2 separate regions of the Homo sapiens genome follow, and region 1 is linked to region 2. The links are chromatin contacts, found by Hi-C or POLR2A ChIA-PET in ENCODE. All regions are on one chromosome and are shown on one strand. Each heading gives the region's core, a stretch centred on a gene start or an enhancer-like site at or near the end of the contact. The rest is flanking DNA. Distances are from core to core; before and after follow the strand shown. Region 1 has its middle 50 kb from the start of ELN. Region 2 overlaps LIMK1 (LIM domain kinase 1).

Region 1 (6,459 bases), core at 844-3,343, 120 kb after region 2:
CTCTCCTCTTTTCTTTCTTTCAACAGGGTATCACACGGTTACCTAGGCTGGAGTACAGTGGTGCAATCACAGCTCACTGCAGCCTCGAACTCCTGGTCTCAAGGTATCCTCCTGCCTCAGCCTCCCAAGTAGTTAGGACTACAGGCACACACCACTGTACCTAGCTACTTAAAAAAAGTTTTTTTTTTCTAGAGACAGGGTCTCACTAAGTTGCCCAGGCTGGCCTCAAACTCCTGGCCTCAAGTGATCCTCCCACCTTGGCCTCCCAAAGTGCTGGGATTACAGGTGTGAGCCACCATGCCTGGCCTTTATCATTTTCTAAATAGTGTCTTTGAAGAGCTAAAGTTTTTTGTTTGGGTAAAGTTCAATTTGTGTGTGTGTGTGTGTGTGTGTGTGTGTGTGTGTGTGTATTTTGTATTCTTTGTGCTTTTTGTATTGTATTTCCAAAGTATTTACCAAGCCCAAAGTAACTAAAATTCTTTTTCCCCTGAGTTTTCTTCTGGAAATGTTTTATCATTTTAGCTTTTACAAATAGTTACGTGACCTATTTAGAATTAATTTTGGTGTATGGCGTATGGTAGGGGAAAGCTTCTTCCCCAGTCGGCTTTCCTCATTGAAGAATGGTTTGCTATGACTCCATTTTTTTTTTTTTTTTGAGACAGGGTCTTGCTCTATTGCCCAAGCTGGAGTGCAGTGGGTGATCTCGGCTCACTGAAACCTCTACCTCCTGGGTTCAAGCAATTATCATGCCTCAGCCTCCCAAGTAGCTGGGATTACGGGCATGAACCAGCATGCCCAGCTAATTTTTGTATTTTTAGTAGAGACAGGCTTTCACCATGTTGGACAGGCTGGTCTCGAACTCCTGACCTCAAGTGATTCACCTGCTTCGGCCTCCCAAAGTGCTGGGATTACAGGCTGAGCCACCGCGCCCAGCCTACAACTCAAATCTAATCCTGTCATCCCCTGCTTACACTGTTGTCCCCAGGCAAACCTCAGCCCCTCTGGCCCAGCTTTGTAGATGACAACTGGCCAAAGTCCATGTCTCCAGCTTTCATCTCCCTGTTCTGTGGACACTAAAACCCATTTGCCAAACATATCAAACGTCTCTTTCGCCTGAGGGCTTTCCTTATGCTGCTGGTTCTGTCTGGAAGTACCACTCATCATCCATCTTTTCTGTCACTACAACCTTTTTTTTTTTTTGGAAACAGTGTCTCACTCTGTTGCCCAGGCTTGAGTGCAGTGGCGCGGTATCTTGGCTCACTGCAACCTCCGTGTACTGGGTTCAAGCGATCCTCCTGTCTCAGCCTTCTGAGTAGCTGGGATTATAGGCAGTCACTACCACACCTGGCTAATTTTTGTATTTTTAGTAGAGACGAGGTTTTACCATGTTGGCCAGGCTGGTCTTGAACTCCCGACCTCAGGTGATCCGCCTGCCTCGGCCTCCCAAAGTCCTGGGATTTCTACAAGTGAGCCACACGCCTGCTATACAACCTTTGGGGTTTGTTATAGGTCCTTCAGGGGTTAACTTAGAAGCTGTCCCCTCTTCCCACCCCAAGAGCCTTGGATAGGGCTGATGGTTCCTCCAAGCCCCAAGTCCTGCTGAACACTACTGAACACTGGATTTATTTATTTATTCATTTATTTAATTTGAAGGCAAAGTCTTGCTCTGTCGCCCAGGCTTGAGTGCAGTGGCATGATCCTGGCTCACCGCAACCTCCGCCTCCTGGGTTCAAGCGATTCTCCTGCCTCAGCCTCCCGCGTAGCTGGGACTACAAGCACTACCATGCCCAGCTAATTTTTTGTATTTTTAGTAGAAACGGGGTCTCACCATGTTGCCCAGGCTGGTCTCAAACTCCTGAGCTCAGGCAATCCACCCGTCTCGGCCTCCCAAGGAGCTGGGATTACAGGTGTGCGCCACGGTGACCCTGAACACTGGACTTAGAATGCTCTAGTATTGCCTGCCTGCTTCTGCCTCTTGACTGGGCTTCCTCCAGGCAAAGGCAGGTGTTCCTTCATTCTGAATGTCAATCAACATATTTAACCACCTGCACCACCCTTCCAGGCCATACCAGCTAATAACCAGCCCCGCCACTTGGTGGCAGCATGCAGCATGACGCAGATGAGGCTGGGGCCTGGCTGTGGAGTGAACGACCTTTGCACACCTTGCCCTGCATCAACCGCATGGCTGTTTCCCTTGGGAGCTCTTAGTGGGAGGAGGAGCTAAGGCTGGGAAGGGAAGCAGAAGCTGAGGTTTTGGCAACACAGATTCAGGAAGTTGGGGAGAAATGAGCCCAGAAGCTCAGAATGGGTGGGGTGCAGGGCCTGAGTTGGGACACAGAAGGCTAGCCCCAGGTCAGGGTTTGTGCCCCCATAAGGAGCTCCCACATGAGGCCCCGGGACCCGCCAGCAGCAGCAGGTCTTTTGCACCATCTCCCCAACGCTGTTTAGGCAAGGGGTGAACCTGAGGTCACCCAAAGCCTCCAGCCGCTCTCCCAAACAGCCGCCTACCACGGGGGACCCAGGAGGCCAAGTCAATAACCCGAAATCATAAAATCTCAAAGGCGTCGAGCATTTGGAAGGAGGAGCAGACGCAGCAAATGGGGCCTTTTCCCAGGCAGCTCGTGTGGAACAAGAGAAACAGATTTACGAGCGTCTGGTTGAAGCCAGGTTGGGGGGCGGGGTGGGGATGGGGGGTTTGGTGGAGACGCAGAACGTTTCTAGTGCACAGGAAGGATGATAAATGGGAATGAGCTGCACGGGCTCCATGGCTGTGGTTTAAGATGCGTGAAATGCAGGCTCTCTCTTTCGTGTGCTTTGTTACAGATTTGGAAGAACATAAATGTATGTATCAGTGTTTCATGGACTCTCCCAAGACCTGCAAACTCCGGTCCTCCTTCCTCTGAAAGGTGGGCCATCTGAGAGCGATGTTGGACATGGGTGTGTACCGGGGAGCACGGGCTGGTTGCCCATCCTTGGCCCTGAACTTGGACTCCCAGATGTAGCCACATGGCCCAGACCTCCCCCCGACCCGGCGGCACGGCGGCTTGAGAAAGGCCTGCCTCTGAGTCACAGGCAAGGCTCTAACGCTGTCTGTGGACTCTGGACTGAGACCCACAGGCTTGAAGGGGAAAGGGCACCCAGTTTACAGTCATGTTCATGCACACGCACACCTGCACACGCACACACCTGCACATGCATGCCTGACCACACATGCCTCCACATGTACACCTGCACGCACATGCCTGCACACACGCTTGCAAACGCACACCTGCACACACAATCTGCACACGCACACCTGCACACACATGCCTGCACACACACGCTTGCAAACGCACACCTGCACACACAATCTGCACACGCACACCTGCACACACATGCCTACACACACTTGCACACGCATGCCTGCACACACACTTGCACACACATTTGCACACGCACGCCTGCACACACATGCCTGAACACACACACCTGCACACTTAAACTCTTCCTGGTGCCAGATTTTGTCACAGGGAAGAACAAGGAGCCAGGTTCTCTAGAACCATCCCTCCCTCCAGCCTGTCTCTTGAGGATCAGTTGATTTATGGGGTCAGGGTCTCCTGACCCATTGGGAAACCTCCCTGCCTGTCTGTACCTTCCAGCACAGTCCAGGAGATCTGTGGGGTTGATGTCAGCTGCTCAGACACCCTCAGCTGGTATGAGACAGGTGGAAGTTTCTCAGGTCTGCAGCAGCCAGGTGGGGGGAACAGGGAGAGAGGATAATCCAGCCTGATCACCCCAGGCTCTGAAGGTCTCTCGGGGGAGGCCCCTGCCGGCTCAGATCTGTGGAAATGGGTTAGAAAGGGTCAGAAAGCCCCGGAGATGGTTGCCCCATGTCCACGTCCTGGGTGCCATGTCCTTGGGGCAACACTTCTCCCTTTTCAGCCACTACTGTCCCACCTGCCCTTTCTTCAGCCAGCCCCAGAGGGCCCGGGGCTGTTCTCCAGTGTGCAGATTCCAGGGACTGGTGCAAGGTGGGGTGCCCTGGGGGGCCACAGGGGTACAGAGGCTGCAGCTCTGAGCAGGGCTGGGGGTACCCTGGGAATTCAGCCCCCGCCTGCACAGGGAGGAGCCCTGGGCAGGTGGCCCTGTGAATCGATGTCTTCCAGGAGTTTGCAAACCTTCTGGCCCTGCTTTCGGGAGCCCCAGGGGATAGTCATCTGACCGCCATGGCCAGCCTTTAGAACTCCAGTCCCGAGGGACAGAGATGGGCTTAGGAAGTGTTCTGCAGCTCTGCCTGGCTGTCAGCACACCATAAAGAATGAGAAAGCGCTGCAGAGCCCTGCCATCTTGCACACGCACTGCGGGGGTGGAGGCGTCCTCCTGCACAGTCCCCGCGCTCCCTCCCCTCGGCCCTAGAGTTAGAATCCCTTCCAACTGTGGTCTCTGGTCTATACCTCAACCAGGGGACCAGTGCGGGTGCCTCAGCCCAGGACCGCCCAGCGGCAATATGACCACTCCAGTCCTGAATTTCTAGAGCTGGGAAGGGCTACCCTCCTTTTCCATCAAACCATCCAGGGCCAACGTGCGACCTCGAATCACCCTCCCTGGCTAGGACTACCCAGCCCCTCCGTGGCCTCAGGCTGTCTGAGAACTGCCTTTGACTTTGTTTCCTGGAGATGGTCCTGAGGGGCAGCCCTGGGTCTCTTGATCGTTTCTGGGAATATCAGGGTGAGTGCCATCCCCTTTGCATTTGCTACAGAAAGTTCTGGGCCTCCTGAGGACTTTTCTGTCCAGCTCCATAAAACAGGGTTTGTTTTTATTTTCTTGAGACAGGGTCTTGCTCTGTCACCCAGGCTGGAGTGCAGTGGTGCAATCTCAGCTCACTGCAGCCTCCATCTCCCAGGTTCAAGCGATTCTCCTGCCTCAGCCTCCCAAGTAGCTGAGATTACAGGCACGCACCACTACACCTCGCTAAGTTTTGTATTGGTAGTAGAGACAGGGTTTCATTATGTTGGCCAGGCTGGTCTCGAACTCCTGAGCTCAGGTGATCTGCCTGCCTCGACCTCCCAAAGTGCTGGGACTACAGGCGTGAGCCACTGCGCCTGGCCCATAAAGCAGGTTTTTAACTAGAAGATTCACAGAGGGACTTTGGGGAACTTACTGAATTTTGCATGTATCTGTACAGATGTGTTTTTTTTCTTTTTCTTTTGGTCTGGGAAGAGCCCTGAAGATCAGCAACCATAGCTGAAGGAGGGAGGGACAGACAGGCCCTAGAACTGCAGCCAGGGCCTGGCACAGCCTTTCCAAGTCCAAAGCTATAAGGCCGGGTTCAATACAACTTCCCTTTCACCCCAGGGGAAACTGAGACCCAGCAAGATGGGGACTTGGCTCAGGGCATACACCTGCGCAGAGGAGAGCTGGCCTGGAAGTCCAGCCTGGGCTGCAGTTCTCAGGAGGGCTGGGGATACCCTGAGAATTCAGCCCCTTCCTGCACAGGACAGCAGAACACTTCCCACCTGTGTCCTTAGCTGTCCTGGGAAGGTCTCATCGGCAGGTTCTGGGGTGGAATGAGCCTCCTGTAAACCCTAATATGCACAGGTACACACACACATGCAGACGTGCATATAGACATATACACACATGCACACTTATGCTCATATGCACACATCCATATAGACATATACACACATGCACACACACAGACACATGTGCATATAGACATATACACGCATACACACATGTATATATGCATACAGACATATACACACATGCACACATATACACATATGCACATGTGCATGCACACACATGCACACACTCCCCCTCAGCGTGCAGCAGAAAGAGTGCCATTTCCCCAGCAAGCTCGCCCACCGAGCCCTCGCTTGCTCCTCTGTGGGTGTCTGGTCTCCCACCCCGGCCGCAGCAAAAAGCTCCATGAAATGATTGATGAGAAGCCGGGGGCAGGGAGAGAGGCCGCAGCAGGATGGCATGGAGGCCGCCTCCAGACTGGGGCATCACCTGGAAAAAAATCACAAGGCTGTAAACACAGGCAAACAATAGGGAAGACGGGCCCTGGGGCTTCATAAAGAGCGTGCGGCCGGGACAGAGCTCAGGGCCCGCTTGGCTCGGGGGCGGCTGAGGGGACGGCAGACCGGGGGCTGCTCCGGGCTTGGCTGGGACGGACGTCTCGGACCATGGCTGGCCCGTCCAGCTCAGAGTTGGCCGGGAGGCCTGGCCTCCGCACAATAAACAACACAGAAAGATAAATTGAAAATGTGTCTGGAACTGGTGGGGAGAAGGGAGAGGTGGGCAGGGGTCACCGGGAGGCCTGTCTCCTTCCTTGGCCACTGCCCCCTCTGGGAGGAGGGCCCAGAGCTCTGGTGGGGAGGCGCAATCTTGGACCCCACAGGCCTGCTGGGGGTTGGAGGTGGTAGGCCCAGAGACAAGATGCCTTGAACATGTAGAATCAGAGAGGGCCTT
Region 2 (7,011 bases), core at 930-3,429:
ACACAGTGAGACCCTGTCTCTTTTTAAAAAAAAAAAAAAAAAAAAGGAAAAACATTTTACTTTAATGACTGGCCTGTACACTTCAAAAATGTCAAGATCATGAAGGGCAATGAAAGGCTGAGGAAATGGCCAGACGCAGTGGCTCATGCCTGTAAACCCAGCATTTTGGGAGGCTGAGGTGGGTGGATCATTTGAGGTCAGGAGTTCAAGACCAGCCAGGGCAACATGGTAAAACCCCGTCTCTAATAAAAATACAAAAATTAGGCATGCATAATGGTGCACGCCTGTAATCTCAGCTACTTAGGAGGCTGAGGCAGGAGAATCACTTAAGCCCAAAGGCGGAGGTTGCAATAAGCCAAGATTGCGCCATTGCGCTCCAACCTGGGCAACAAGAGCAAAATTCCGTCTCAAAAAAAAAAAAAAAAAAGATACTGATGACACATGACGATTAAATGCAATGTTGATCATGGACTGGACTGTGGATGAGGGGGAGATTGCTATAAAGGACAGCTCAGTAGTTCAGTATAGAGACAATAGGCAAAATTTGAATATGGTCTGTGTATTAGATAATGGTATCAATGTTACATTTCCAAAATGTGATCACTGAACTATAAGATACAATTGATAATTACATAACAGAATGCCTAGCCAGGCGTGGTGGCCCGTGCCTGTAGTCCCAGCTACTTGGGAGGCAGAGGTGGGAGGATCACTTGAGCCTGGGAGGTTGAGGCTGCAGTGAGCTGTGATCGCATCACTGCACTCCAGCCTCAATGACAGTGATACCCTGTCTCCAAAAAAAAAAAAAAAAAAGAGAAGGTCCTTCTTTTGAGAATATCTAGCATAATTGTGGGGGAGTCAATGATCCCTGCAACTTACTCCCAAACGATCAATAAATAACAACATGTACATGTATGTACAAATATAAACAAGTCACTAAACATGTATATGTATCTGTATCCATATATGTATATATAGAGAGACACACATATAACTCCCAAATATGGCAGTTACGAATTGGTGAACCTTGGTGAAGGGTGTGTATGTATTCAATGGACTTATTATTTTAGCAAATTTTCTATAAATCTGCAAAATGCGAAGATGAAAAGTTGAAAAAAACCAAAGAAAATATTTTCATTGATACAGGCTTTGCATGCATATAACCTTAAAAATAAGCCAGGCATAGTGGCTCACGCTTGTAATCCTAGCACTTTGGGAAGCCAATGTGGGAGGATTGCTTGAGCCCAGGAGTTCAAGACTAGCCTGGGCGACACAGCAAGACTCAGTCTCTACAAAAAATTAAAAAATTAGCTGGGTGTGGTGGTGTGTGCCTGTAGTCTCACTACTCAGGAGGCCGAGGTGAGTGGATTGCTTGAGCACAGGCATCTGAGGCTATAGTGAGCTATGATTGTGCCACTGCACTCCAGCCTGTATGACAGAGCAAGACCCTGTCTCAAAAAAAAATTGTGTGTCTATATATATATATATATATATATGACATACATATGTAAATTCCTTAGAATCTCACATCCTCTCCCTTGGTTTGCTAAAGCAGCAGGTGGCCTGGATAAATTAGACCTTCCTTAAAACGCTGCTATACACAAAATGAAAAGCGGTCAACTAAAACCAGTTTAAAACAAATAAGTAAATCTTTGGCAAGTTGGGCTCTTTCTGGGAAGGGTGTGGCTCTTTGCAGAACTGGGATGTTCCAGATGTTGGCTGGGCGAATGCTTACCCAGTGAGGCAGACAGGGAGGAGACGTCATTAACTGTCTTCTTCATTTTTATTTTAGAGATAGGGTCTCGCTCTGTCGCCCAAGCTGGAATGCATGGTGTCATCATAGCTTGCTGCAGCCTCCACCTCCTGGGCTCAAGCAATCCTCTCACCTCAGCCCTCCGAAGTGGCTGAGATAACAGGCATGAGCCGCTGCACCCAGCTGACTGTCTTCATTTCTAAAATTCTGCCTGGATTTCAGGGACCAGCTGCAGCCTCTGACTCTGTGGGGACCTCCCTTGGCCCTCTGGTAAGAGCCGTTGGTCTGGGAGTTTCCTCATCTCTTTCAAGCAGCTGTCTGCTCATCATGTATGTAAAGCAGCTGCTGGCTTGGCTGATGTCAAGGGATGGAGACACACAGTCAAGCCCAGTATAATTTTCTGTCCCCAGGGCCACCTTCACATCTCAACAGTGCCTATGCAGTGCCAGGCACCTGCCAGGTGTACAAGAAACATTCACTGCGTCAAATGAAAGCTAGCACTTGGTAGGGCCGGGCGTGGTGGCTCATGCCTGTAATCGCAGCACTTTGGGAGGCCGAGACGGGCGGATCACGAGGTCAGGAGATCGAGACCATCCTGCCTAATATGGTGAAACCCTGTCTCTACTAAATATAAAAAAAAAATTAGCCGGGCATGGTGGCAGGTGCCTGTAGTCCCAGCTACTCGGGAGGCTGAGGCAGGAGAATGGCGTGAACCCAGGAGGCGGGGCTTGCAGTGAGCCGAGACCACACCACTGCACTCCAGCCTGGGCGACAGAGCGAGACTCCGTCTCGAAAAAAAAAAAAAGAGAGAGAGAAAGCTAGCACTTGGGCCGGGCACGGTGGCTCACACCTGTAATCCCGGCACTTTGGGAGGCCGAGAAGGGAGGATCACTTGAGCCCAGGAGTTTGAAACGAGCCTGGCCAACATGGTGAAACCCTGTCTTTACTAAAAATACAAAAATTAGCCACATGTGGTCACCTGTAGTCCCAGCTACTCAGGGGGCTGAGGTGCAAGAATTGCTTGAACCTTGTGGGTGGAGGTTGCAGTGAGCTGGTATCACACCACTGCACCCCAGACTGGGCGACAGAGTGAGACTGTCTCAAAAAAAAAGAAGTGACCAATTGCCCAAAAGTAGAAACACTGCATGCTACTTCTCAAGGTGTCAATAAAGGCGCCACAGAAATCTTAGAAAGCTCCAAGGTATCCAACTCCCTCATTGTTCAAACAGACCCCCAAAGCCTAGAGAGAAAGCAGCTGCTCAAAGTCACACAGTAATCTAATCTTTATCAGCCCTGCCCCATTTTTTTGAGACAGGGTTTTGCTCCATTGCCCAGCCTAGAGTGCAGTCGTGCAATTATAGCTCACTGTAGCCACTTCCTGGGCTCAAGAGATCCTTCTGCCTCAGCCTCCCAAGTAGCTGTGACTACAATGTTTCCCAGGCTGGTTTCGAACTCCTGGCCTCAAGTGATCCTCCCATCTCAGCCTCCCAAAGTGTTTCGATTATAAGTGTGAGCAACCATGCCCAGCCTTTATGTGTTCAGTGATTTCACCATGCCTGGCTAATTTTTAATTTTTTTTTTTTTTTTGTAGACATGCAGGTCTCGCTATGTTGCCCAAGCTGGTCTCAAACTTCTGGCCTTAAGTGATCCTCTCACTTTGGCCTCCCAAAGTGCTGAGATTACAGGTGTGAGTTACTGCGCCCAGCTTCTTCACTCATTCTTGACTTGGTTCCTCCTCTTTCTTGTTGGATCAGACATGGACTAAAGAAAATGTCTTTTTATTTTTTGAGTGTGTTTTTTTTATTTTTATTTTTTTGATACAGAGTTACACTCTTGTTGCCCAGCCTGGAGTGCAATGGCAGTCGGGGCTCACTGAAACCTCCACCTCCTGGGTTCAAGTGATTCTCCTGCCTCAGCCTCCCAAGCAGCTGGCACTATAGGCACACACTACCATGCCTGGCTACGTTTGTATTTTTAGTAGAGACGGGGTTTCACCACATTGCCCAGGCTGGTCTCGAACTCCTGACCTCAGGTGATCCACCCACTTCGGCCTCCCGAAGTGCTGAGATTACAGGTGTGGGCCACCATGCCCGGTTGAAAATGTCTTTTTATTGTATCTGGCATTTGTAATGGTATTCAGAGGAATGACTGGGCCAGAAATCTGGCAAACCAGGTTGTCAGAACTGGGCCCCATCTGTACCCAAACACTCGCCCATTCATTTTCAGGGCCCCCAGTGCCAGACTCTGCCACCCACATCAACAGCCATAGCCACACCGACGGCAGCCTCGGCAGGCCGGCCACTCACCCCTGGACGCGGACGGTGTGTGAGTGCTCGGTGCCACAGCCCGGTGGGCCGTGCGGGGGGTCAATGGAGACTGAAAGTCCACGCTTGCCATGAGATGAGGCTGGGATGGACACCAGGGTGACGGTGTGGGGCAGGTGGGAGCCAGGGGAGTCAGGCAGGATCTGCTCGATGACGGGGGTCACCACAGTCTGGTAGTAGCAGTGCCCGCTGCAAGAGCCGCCGGGGTGGGAAGAAAAGAGTGTCAAGGGCGTCATCAATTTCAGCATCTCTGCAGCCCCCAGCCCCAGGCTCTTCCCCCAATCCCTTCCTTTTTTTTTTTTTTTTTTGAGATGGAGTCTCACTCTGTTGATTACAACACTGCACCCCAGCCTGGGTGACAAAGCAAGACTCTGTCTCAAAAGAAAAGGAAAGCTAGCAATTGTCCAAAAGTGCAGTGGTGTGATCTTGGCTCACTGTAACCTCCGCCTCCTGGGTTCAAGCGATTCTCCTGCCTCAGCCTCCTGAGTAGCTGGGATTACGGGCACGCACCACCATGCCTGGCTAATTTCTTATTTTTAGTAGAGACGGTTTCACCATGTTGGCCAGGCTGGCCTCAAACTCCAGACCTCAGGTGATCTGCCTGCCTTGGCCTCCCAAAGTGCTGGGATTATAGGGGTGAGCCACTGCACCTGGCCAGCTTTCTTTTCTTTCACTCTTCCTATGGAACTGGGAGCAGGAACTGTGCGTGCCCAGCCAGCCCTCGTCCCTCTGAGTCATTCGGGTCTGTCTACTCGCTGTGATCCTGTAAGGCGGCCAGGACAAGGCCTGAGGATAAATCCAGTTCAGGAGGAAGTCATTAAAAGCCCATCTGGGATCAAGCCACGTTGTCCTCTAATCCAGCTTGATCAGTGTTGTATAAGAAAGAATCTGTCTGGGTTTTGTCCTGATTCCTGGGAGGGAGACTCTAAGTCCTTGGAATGGGGTATCTTTGTTATTCATGAGCCCCTCAGACTATTCCTGAGTTGATACTAATGAGATGACTCAGCCCCGCAAAGATACATCATGTGATTTGAAGAGGGTTGCAGCTTTCATCCAGCCTGACCTCCAAGAACGGGGGCTAGAGACTAAGCTTGATCATACGGCCAATGACTCAATCAGTCATGACGATGTAATGAAATCCCAATAAAAACTCTGGCTGCTGAAGCTCAGTGAAGCTTCCTGGTTGGTGATCACATTGATGTGCTAGGGGAGGGAGGGGAGATGCTTCTTCATTTGGTCGGACCTGAGCTGTGTCCTTCATAATAAAACTGGGATAAAAATGGAGGATTTCCTGAGTTCTGTGAGTCTGTTAGCAAACGATCAAACTTGGCAGGGTCTTGGGAGTCCCTGAATTTGTAGCCAGTCGGTCAGAAGTGTGAGTGGGTTGGGGACCCCTGAACTTGTGGCTGGTGTCTAAAGAGGGAGCAGTTATGCTGGGGATGGTGTCCTTAACTTGTGGCATCCACCCCACCTCTGGTGGTTTGTGCCAGCACCATGCTGCAGTCATGGCCAGTAAGAAAGCTGACGTCTGAGGTTTTCTGTTTTGAGACAGAGTCTTGCTCTGTTGCCTAGGCTGGAGGGCAGTGGTGCAATCTTGGCTCACTGCAACTTCCACCTCCCAGGTTCAAGAGAGTCTCCTGCCTCAGCCTCCTGAGTAGCTGGGATTACAGGCACCCGCCACCACACCTGGTTAATTTTTGTATTTTTAATAGAGATGGGGTTCCACCATGTTGGCCAGGCTGGTCTTGAACTCCTAGCCTCAAGGGATCCACCCACCTCGGAATCCCAAAGTGCTGGGTTTACAGGCGTGAGCCAGCATGCCTGGCCGTCTGAGGCTTTTTCACACTGACTTCTGTGTGTTATTTCTCACTTGTTTCCATGCCGGGATGGGAAAGGAGATATGAACATTTGCCCCAACAAACCTCACCCCATGGGAAAGGGCAGGAGGCCCGGGTGTGGGAGAGTCAGCACCCTTGCAGATCTGTGACACAGGTGGGCCTCCTAGGCTCAGGGAGGGGCCAAGGCACTCACCAGTACAGCTTGGAGTGCTCCACCAGCGTGTAGGTGTCCCCGTCACCGATAAAGGTCCCACACGTGAGGCAGATGAAACACTCGGGGTGGTACTTCAGCTCCCCAGCCACCTGGTGCGGGGGTGAGGAGGGAACAGCCCAGCTCAGCAGACCCAACAACCCCCACAGATCCTCCCCTAGGCCTCTTCCAAGGGTGTCACCAAAAAAACAACTGCAGGGACCCGGCTGGCCAGCTGCTGAGCTCCTGGACAGAGCTGGCTCCATAGATGGGGGCGCTGAGGGATACAGACAGACAGTCAGGCTCAGAAAGCAGCTCCAAAGACCAGCAAAAAGGAGACCAGGAGAGACAATGATGGGAGAGAGACCTGGAGCATGGGGTCTGCTTGGATACCCCCACCCCAGGTGAGTGTGCAAGGCAGGGGGCGCTCACCATAACCAGTCCCTTGGTGATTTGCTCAGAGCACCCATGGCAGGACTCGCCATAGCGGGCCCAGTAGTCCTTCTTGCAGAAGAGCTGCCCATCCTTCTCATAGTACTGGTGCGACAGGGAGGCACTGCAGTCACAACACCTGCAGGAGAGGGGCCGGGCTGAGACGTCCACTCCCGCCCTCCTCCACCTCACCTGGGCCCCTGCCTCGGCTACAGGCACCTTTGTAAGAATTAGAACAAGTTTTCTTTTTGTTTGTTTTTTGAGACGGAGTCTTGCTCTGTCGCCAGGCTGCAGTGCAGTGGCTCGATCTCGGCTCACTGCAACCTCTGCCTTCCAGGTTCAAGTGATCCTCCTGCCTCAGCCTCCTGAGTAGCTGGGACTACAGGCACACACCACCATGCCCAGCTAATTTTTTGTATTTTTAGTAGAGATGGGGTTTCACCATCTTGGCCAGGATGGTCTTGAGCTCTTGACCTC

Evidence for each region. A loop is a pair of places that touch in the nucleus more often than their neighbours do. ChIA-PET counts read pairs that join two places held with the same protein, here RNA polymerase II (POLR2A). Pooled maps may share reads with other maps.
Region 1: a pooled map shows a loop between it and region 2 (2.0-fold over the local background). The contact joins two enhancer-like sites. A Hi-C loop is called at or near these places in 2 of 50 pooled maps. POLR2A ChIA-PET finds 5 or more read pairs at or near these places in 2 of 52 experiments (AG04450 and Panc1).

What each region holds. Positions count from the first base shown.
Region 1 is chr7:73,974,950-73,981,408 of GRCh38, reverse strand. No RefSeq gene overlaps it. Among named protein-coding and RNA genes, the nearest start is that of ELN, 50 kb to the left of the region's middle. RefSeq lists an enhancer at 1,996-2,290. Within about 2 kb of position 2,093, at least 5 of the 41 ENCODE cell types and tissues checked have a DNase peak (open chromatin) inside an H3K27ac peak, as active enhancers do.
Region 2 is chr7:74,096,284-74,103,294 of GRCh38, reverse strand. It overlaps LIMK1 (LIM domain kinase 1), which reads right to left. Exons shown (of 16, transcript NM_002314.4): 3 at 6,535-6,673; 4 at 6,106-6,215; 5 at 4,057-4,263. Among named protein-coding and RNA genes, the nearest start is that of LIMK1, 16 kb to the right of the region's middle. RefSeq lists an enhancer at 2,613-2,682. Within about 2 kb of position 2,179, at least 6 of the 41 ENCODE cell types and tissues checked have a DNase peak (open chromatin) inside an H3K27ac peak, as active enhancers do.